2 separate regions of the Homo sapiens genome follow, and region 2 is linked to region 1. Evidence: chromatin contacts called from ENCODE Hi-C data. All regions are on one chromosome and are shown on one strand. The core of a region is the stretch at or near the end of the contact, and the rest is flanking DNA. Distances in the headings are between cores, read along the strand shown. Region 1 holds the start of KLF9-DT (KLF9 divergent transcript). Region 2 holds the start of GCNT1 (glucosaminyl (N-acetyl) transferase 1).

Region 1 (3,456 bases), core at 539-3,038:
CAATATCTTCCCTGTACCACTTTAATATTTTTGTTGTTGTTTTCTTTATTTTTTTAAGCTGTACACTTTTATTGAACTGGTCTTGTCAGGTTTGTTATTTTTTAATTAAAATCTATTATACTCTTACTTACCTGAGCCACCCTTAGTTATGATTTAAAAAAAAACAAAAAAAACAGGGCCTTGCTCTGTTGCCCAGGCTGGAGTAGTACAGTGGTGTAATCAGGGCTCACTGCAGCCTTGACCTAGGCTGACGCAGTCCTTCAGCCTCAGCCTCCTGAGTAGCTGGGACTACAGGTGCGAGCCACCACGCCTGGCTAACTTTTTTTTTATTATTATTATTTTTGATGTACCACTTTAAAAACAAAGTCAAAAGAAACTACTGTAGATCTCACATTGGTAGAGTCAATTTGAGACCCTTGCCTCGGAGACCAGAACCTGGTGTAACTTTCTCTTAACAAAGGTTAATAGCCAGTGGGGGGTCAGGGTTGGAACTCACCGAATCTGCATCACATAGAATCAGGTACCTCTCACATTCACGAAAGTGAATTATTTTTAATGAATTGTGCTGACAGTATGCCTCTTGCAAAAAGAACTAGCCCTAGATTCTTTTCTAGCTATCAAGATGGAAAACAACCACATCGTTAATTCAGACGGAGGGGTAAACCAAGTTAATCAGACTCCAAGACCCATACTAATTGTTGACCAAGTAATGCCACAGTATTCCATGGCTAAGGATTTCCAGCTTGTTCCAGTCCCTAAAAATCTGTTCTGCACAGTTAATATTTCACAAAACCAAAAGGGCTTAGTTGCAAGCACAAAGAGCTAGAAATCAGGAGACTTGTGGTTTCTATTGAGTTCTATCATTATCTGTCTAATAAGATAAATAAGTCACTTCTCTGTAACTCAGTTTCCACATTTGTGAAGTGAGGGAAGAGAAACATGTCCTAAAAACCATGCAGGGGCTCTGGAAAGAAAAAGAGCTAAGAATGGTGGGTTTTTTATAAAAGTTACACAAATGAATGGTTTTTGTCTCCGTTTTTCTGAAAGTGGGTTAAAAATAGCCTCCAAATAAAGCTAAAAGAATTTATTTAGACTAAATTGCACCAGAGAAGTAGAGGAATTAAGAGATATGACAAGCAAAGATGGGATGTTTCAATGGAAGAATCTCAGGCAGTAAAAAGGCTATGCTGTAAAACCAGAACTTTTGTTAGCACTGCATTTTTAAGATGAATTGGTCATAGTTAATGTATTGGATGGAAGAATTTTTAAACATCTGCCCCAAAGTATGCTGCATCCAAAAAATATATAACAAAACGAATTCTTACTCATTTGTGTTTATTCTTGGACTTATCCTGACATAATGGGGTTTTTTTAATTATAGATTCACACTGCATTTATTCATCACCCCTGTCCTCTCATCCATAACTCAAATTTACTACCAGCAACACAAAATACAAAGATGTGTCCAGTTTCACTACAGCTCTTCGCGTTTACAAGTGTCGAGCGCTTGCTTTCGGAACGCCCTTGTGATTGGCCGAGCCAATGCCAGTGACATCAACCAACTTACTTTTGATTGGAAGGCTGGTTGCTGGGACTGTAGCGTTTGCAGGAAGTCACTTAACTGTTTGGGAGCTGGAAAACCGAAGCTGAAGTTCTCTTTTGCCATAGGAACGAGCGCAACTGACTAGGAAAGATGTGTCCCAAAGCTCCGCAAGCTGGAACGTGAGCCAGGAGGCCCGGACCGGCCACGGGACCGCGAGGCACTCCGAAAGTGTGCGGCTGCCCCTTCCCTGCCTCCCAGCTGTTACCCTTTTAAATGTCAGTGTTCGAGGCTGTAGGGGTAGCACGAGGCAGCGAAACGGAACAGTCGGATTGGCCGCACGCCTCAGTTCTAGACGCACCTCTCCACCGAAGGCCGTTCTGACTGGCAGGGGGAGAAAGTAAACAGAGTTGAATCACCCTCCCCACTGGCCAATTGGAGGGGGTTTGGTTTGTGACGTGATGGGATTCTGCGAAATTGTTACTGAGCAAGAGAATGCCGGAACGGTGCGGACCGGCCGGAGCAGGGGTTCAGAAGCCGTCAGTGGACTCGGGAAAAAGTGTCTCTTAGACCTGGCGCTCGGCGGGACCCTCGCCACCCGCGTCGGGGTGATCGGGTGAATGTCCTGGGGCTTTGGCTCGACGGCGAGGCGGCCGAGGGCGTGCACCTCTCTTGCAGTTTCCTCTCCCAGCGCCTCGGGGGCGTTTTCAGTCGAATAAACTTGCGACCGCCACGTGTGGCATCTTTCCAAGGGAGCCGGCTCAGAGGGGCCGGCGCGCCCGTCGGGGGATCGCGGCCGGCGCGGGGCAGGGGCGGCGGCTAGAGGCGGCGGCGCGGCGGAGCCCGGGGCCGTGGATGCTGCGTGCGGAGGCGCTGCCGGTTACGTAAAGATGAGGGGCTGAGGTCGCCTCGGCGCTCCTGCGAGTCGGAAGCGCCCCGCGCCCCCGCCCCCTTGGCCGCCGCGCCGTGCCGCGCCGCGCCGCGCTCGTCGTCCGAGGCCAGGGCAGGGCGAGCCGAACCTCCGCAGCCACCGCCAAGTTTGTCCGCGCCGCCTGGGCTGCCGTCGCCCGCACCATGTCCGCGGCCGCCTACATGGACTTCGTGGCTGCCCAGTGTCTGGTTTCCATTTCGAACCGCGCTGCGGTGCCGGAGCATGGGGTCGCTCCGGACGCCGAGCGGCTGCGACTACCTGAGCGCGAGGTGACCAAGGAGCACGGTGACCCGGGGGACACCTGGAAGGATTACTGCACACTGGTCACCATCGCCAAGAGCTTGTTGGACCTGAACAAGTACCGACCCATCCAGACCCCCTCCGTGTGCAGCGACAGTCTGGAAAGTCCAGATGAGGATATGGGATCCGACAGCGACGTGACCACCGAATCTGGGTCGAGTCCTTCCCACAGCCCGGAGGAGAGACAGGATCCTGGCAGCGCGCCCAGCCCGCTCTCCCTCCTCCATCCTGGAGTGGCTGCGAAGGGGAAACACGCCTCCGAAAAGAGGCACAAGTGCCCCTACAGTGGCTGTGGGAAAGTCTATGGAAAATCCTCCCATCTCAAAGCCCATTACAGAGTGCATACAGGTTAGCGGCGTCGCCCTCTCCCCCGGAGCTCTGGGGTTAGTTAACCTTTGGCCAGGCAGCGTTCCTGGGCGTTCGGGACACTGCACTCGGCCGAAAGGGTGCAAACATGTTGGATAAGATGCGGTTTAACTCTTTAAATAATTTAAATGTGCATTGGCGGAAAGCTCACTCTCTCCTTAATTGTCCCCGGCCTCCGGGAGCCACGGAGAGCCTTAAACTGGCGGGCAGAGCGAGTGCGGTGCGTGGCTTCGCGGGGAGTGGTGTCCGCCCCTCCCCTGTCCCGCCCCGCCCCCGGGACTCTCCCGCACCCCGCGACGGTGGGGCCACCCCACCTGGG
Region 2 (3,456 bases), core at 596-3,095, 6.0 Mb before region 1:
GTTTTAGGGAAAAACGTTTTTCTTACTGTTAAGCAATTCAATTACAAACGGAAAAGGAGTAACTCCTTAAAAAGTGAGTGGAAGCATTGCTATCATTAATCAAGAATGAACTATAATTAATGAAGGATAGAATCTAGTACAAACTTGGGGCCAAGGCTAAGGAGATCCTTTACAGGGCCAAGTTGAAGGACGGGCAGAGGAGGTGGCAGTGACCGTCAAACCCTCATCATGAAATGGAAAAAATATCAACCTCTCGGCCAATAAAACTTTTTAAAAGTAAATTCATAGTTTGGTATATTGTATTTTAAAATAAAGGAGTTTGCCATTTCTAAGAAATCAGTTTCCCAAAACTACCATTTTAAGGGCCCGAAAAAAATTCCTTTAAGAAAAAGCAGGTATCTACACAGTCTGAGTTTTCCTCCCTGCTAGAACTGAAATCTGTTACGAAAGCCTCCAGCAGGGGGGCCTGCCTGGAATTGCCTAAGCTCCTAGCAGGTAATTTACACTGATCTTTAAAAACTACTAAGCCCTCCTCCTCCCCTCTATAAAACAAACCGGCCTTTCAGAACAGCTCTGGAAGGGGGGCAGAATGCCAGACGAAGAGACAACTTCCAGACCACGTCTCTCACCTCCCACCCATCAAATTCAGCCCACAAAAAGCTGTGGCCGCATTCTCATCTCAAGGCACCACGGCTTTCTTTGAACACCATATATCTTCCCAATTGGCCTCTTGCCCCATTATGTGTAAAAAACCGACTCTCTTTTCTGCAGAAAGAAATAACAAGGCAAAGGGTGTACAGGGCAACGTTTATATGCATCTACAGCATGCCAGGTGCCTACAGAACCTACCTCGGCCTAGGCGGTCCGTGCCCTAGCCGGGATCTGCAGGCGCCCTCATCCACGCTGGGAGACGGGAAGAGGAGAGGGAGGCGTGACAGGCGAGGGTGCCTGTGCTGCGCAGAAAGCGCTGCCAGGAGAAAAGAAGCAGTGAGCAAGGGCTTCTTCCATTTCAAAAACCTAATAACCAAAACTTGGAGGAATCTGCCTGAGATACTTAAAAAAAAGAGGAAAGAGAAACCTAGGAGGGGGTAAAATGCTTTTAAGACGAATCACTTGTTTTCGTAATAGACCCTGCGCGCGAGTTTCCTAGACTGCCGCGAGAAGAAGGAAAGCGAGGGAGCAGGAAAGGAGAGGCTTCGGAGCCCCTAAACTAACGTCTCTTTTCTTATTAGTAATAGTTTGCTCCAGGGTGAGTCATTTATTATCCTAGCGTTGGCCTCTTTATCAGTAAAGTAGGGGTGAAAATGCATCTTAGCCGGGCTGGCGTTAGGATTCAATGAAGTTAAATGAAGTTAAGCCCCTGGCACCCATGGGATGGCAGCGAGTCTGTTCGTTCCCTGCCTATCCACGCCCGCAGCCAACCCCTCCGACATCTAAGCTACACGGACCAGGGGCAAGAGGCCAGAAAGTGACTTTCAGGGGACACGGGGCACCGGCGTCCCAGCCCCACTGAGCGGACGGAAAATGAAGGTGGAAGGAAGAGGCGCCGCTCCATTCCGGTCCCGGGCGCACCCCGGTTCTGCTTCCTCCTCCGCGGGGGAGCCCAGCCCGCCCGGGGCCACGGGGCACTGGCTGAGAGCCGGCTCCCTCCCACCCATCCTTCTCAGCCTTCCCCCACCGCCGGGCGGCCGAGCAGGGGAACACGAGGGAGAGCCGGTTACCTGGAGTGGGCGTCTGACCCCGGAGTCTCAGGAGGATGCCCAGCCGCTCCTGCTCCACCAAGCTCCCGCCCCGCGCCGCGCTCTAGGCGCTCCGGAGCTGCGCCTGCAGCCCTCACACCAGCGTGGCCCGCCCCGGGGCCGCCCCCAGAGGCCCCGCCTTTCTAGGCCCCGCCCACCACGTCCCCGCCTCGCCCACCTGCGCGAGCTCGGGGCTGGGGACTTGCTGCGGACTCGCGGTTCCCGCCTACAGGCGAGGGCGCCCTCTGGGCACTGACGTGGTCTGGGAGTAGCGCTGCGATCCTAGTGCTTCCTCGCTCCTCTTCCTCACTGTGCTCTGATTCTTAAGAGGTGTGTGAGCGGCGTCTTTTTAAACATTTTATGCCTCCCTTCCTCGAAAGCAGGAAACTCGAGAAATGCTGCCTTTTCTGATTTTAAACATGAAAATATGTTACAGAACAACAATAAAATTAAATTCCAAGGTTCTCGATATGTAAAGTTTAGAGATAACCATGTAGGTGTTTTTTTCTCTCCCCTAACGAACCTTGCTTCCTAAATTTAGCATTTAAGAACTCATTACATTCATGTGTATTTCCACATAAAAATTAAGATCAAATTAAACTGTGGAACAATCCACAGTGCTGTGGAAAGTAGGAAAAAACCTTCCCCGCCCTTATAGCACAGATCTTTGTGTCAGTTATAAAAGTTGACACAGTTCTCTTTGTAACAAGGGGAATATTGTGTCTGTGTCTTCTTTCGTTGGATTTTTAGCTCCTAGAAAACAGAACGAGGTCTTATTTGTTTCCATGTTGTTTAAAAAAAATTCTGGCCGGGCGCGGTGGCTCACGCCTGTAATCCCAGCACTTTGGGAGGCCGAGGCGGGCGGATCACCAGGTCAGGAGATCGAGACCATCCTGGCTAACATGGTGAAACCGCGTCTCTACTAAATATACAAAAAATTAGCCAGGCGTGGTGGCGGGCGCCTGTAGTCCCAGCTACTCGGGAGGCTGAGTCAGGAGAATGGCGTGAACCCGGGAGGCGGAGCTTGCAGTGAGCCGAGATCGTGTCACTGCACTCCAGCCTGGGCAACAGAGCGAGACTCCATCTCAAAAAAAAAAAAAAAAAAAAAAAAATCCAACTCAGAGGCCATTAGACTGTGATATGTTTGACACTTGCCTGATTTGTCAACAAAAATTAACATAAGATGATGGTATAGAGGAAGAAAGACTTCCCCTCTACTCTCTGAGGCTTGGATAACTAAGTCTATGAAATAAATTGACTGCAGGTAGATTAACAAGAGAAAAAGTACACAGATTTCGTGTAGGGGGTATCACAGAAAAGAAAAACTAATATTCCCTCTGCCTCCCCCAACAAAAACTGAGATTTTAGGAGCTTGTGTATCCTCTTCATTGGGGAGGGACAATTTAGGGGAGAGGAAATGATTTTGGGAAAAACTCCTGAACTCCTTCAATGGCTAGCTTTGTTTAATATCTCATGAAATTTTTCATGAGCAATTCAAGCATAATTGTTAAGAGCAAGTAGATTAGGTAAATGTAAATGGAATAAAAGTTTATAAACTTTTAAAAATAATTTGTTTTATAAAATTTGTCTACTTAAAAATAGTTTTAAAAATCTTTTTTGGTGACTTGAAATTTCGAACATATTAAATTAAGTAATAGATATTCATTAAATGTCTGAGTCATTTGTAAGTTAAAATACTGACATGTTAATTGCTAAA

What was found. Hi-C counts contacts between places; a loop is a spot of excess contacts on that map. Pooled maps may share reads with other maps.
Region 2: a pooled map shows a loop between it and region 1 (8-fold over the local background). The contact joins the promoter of GCNT1 here to the promoter of KLF9-DT in region 1. A Hi-C loop is called at or near these places in 2 of 37 single-sample maps with no recorded cell type and 6 of 50 pooled maps.

The regions. Positions count from the first base shown.
Region 1 is chr9:70,412,522-70,415,977 of GRCh38, reverse strand. It overlaps KLF9-DT (KLF9 divergent transcript), which reads right to left and starts at 1,788. Exons shown (of 4, transcript XR_001746710.3): 1 at 1,568-1,788. It overlaps KLF9 (KLF transcription factor 9), which reads left to right and starts at 1,321. Exons shown (of 2, transcript NM_001206.4): 1 at 1,321-3,119. The coding sequence starts at 2,615. It overlaps LOC124900273 (a long non-coding RNA gene), which reads left to right and starts at 3,172. Exons shown (of 2, transcript XR_007061576.1): 1 at 3,172-3,456. RefSeq lists enhancers at 1,609-1,738, 2,079-2,158, 1,987-2,840, 3,179-3,288, a promoter at 1,470-2,272 and silencers at 2,449-2,628, 3,364-3,456.
Region 2 is chr9:76,457,571-76,461,026 of GRCh38, reverse strand. GCNT1 (glucosaminyl (N-acetyl) transferase 1) reads right to left here and starts at 1,845. Exons shown (of 4, transcript NM_001490.5): 1 at 1,722-1,845; 2 at 850-967. RefSeq lists silencers at 461-530, 1,521-2,060 and an enhancer at 801-910.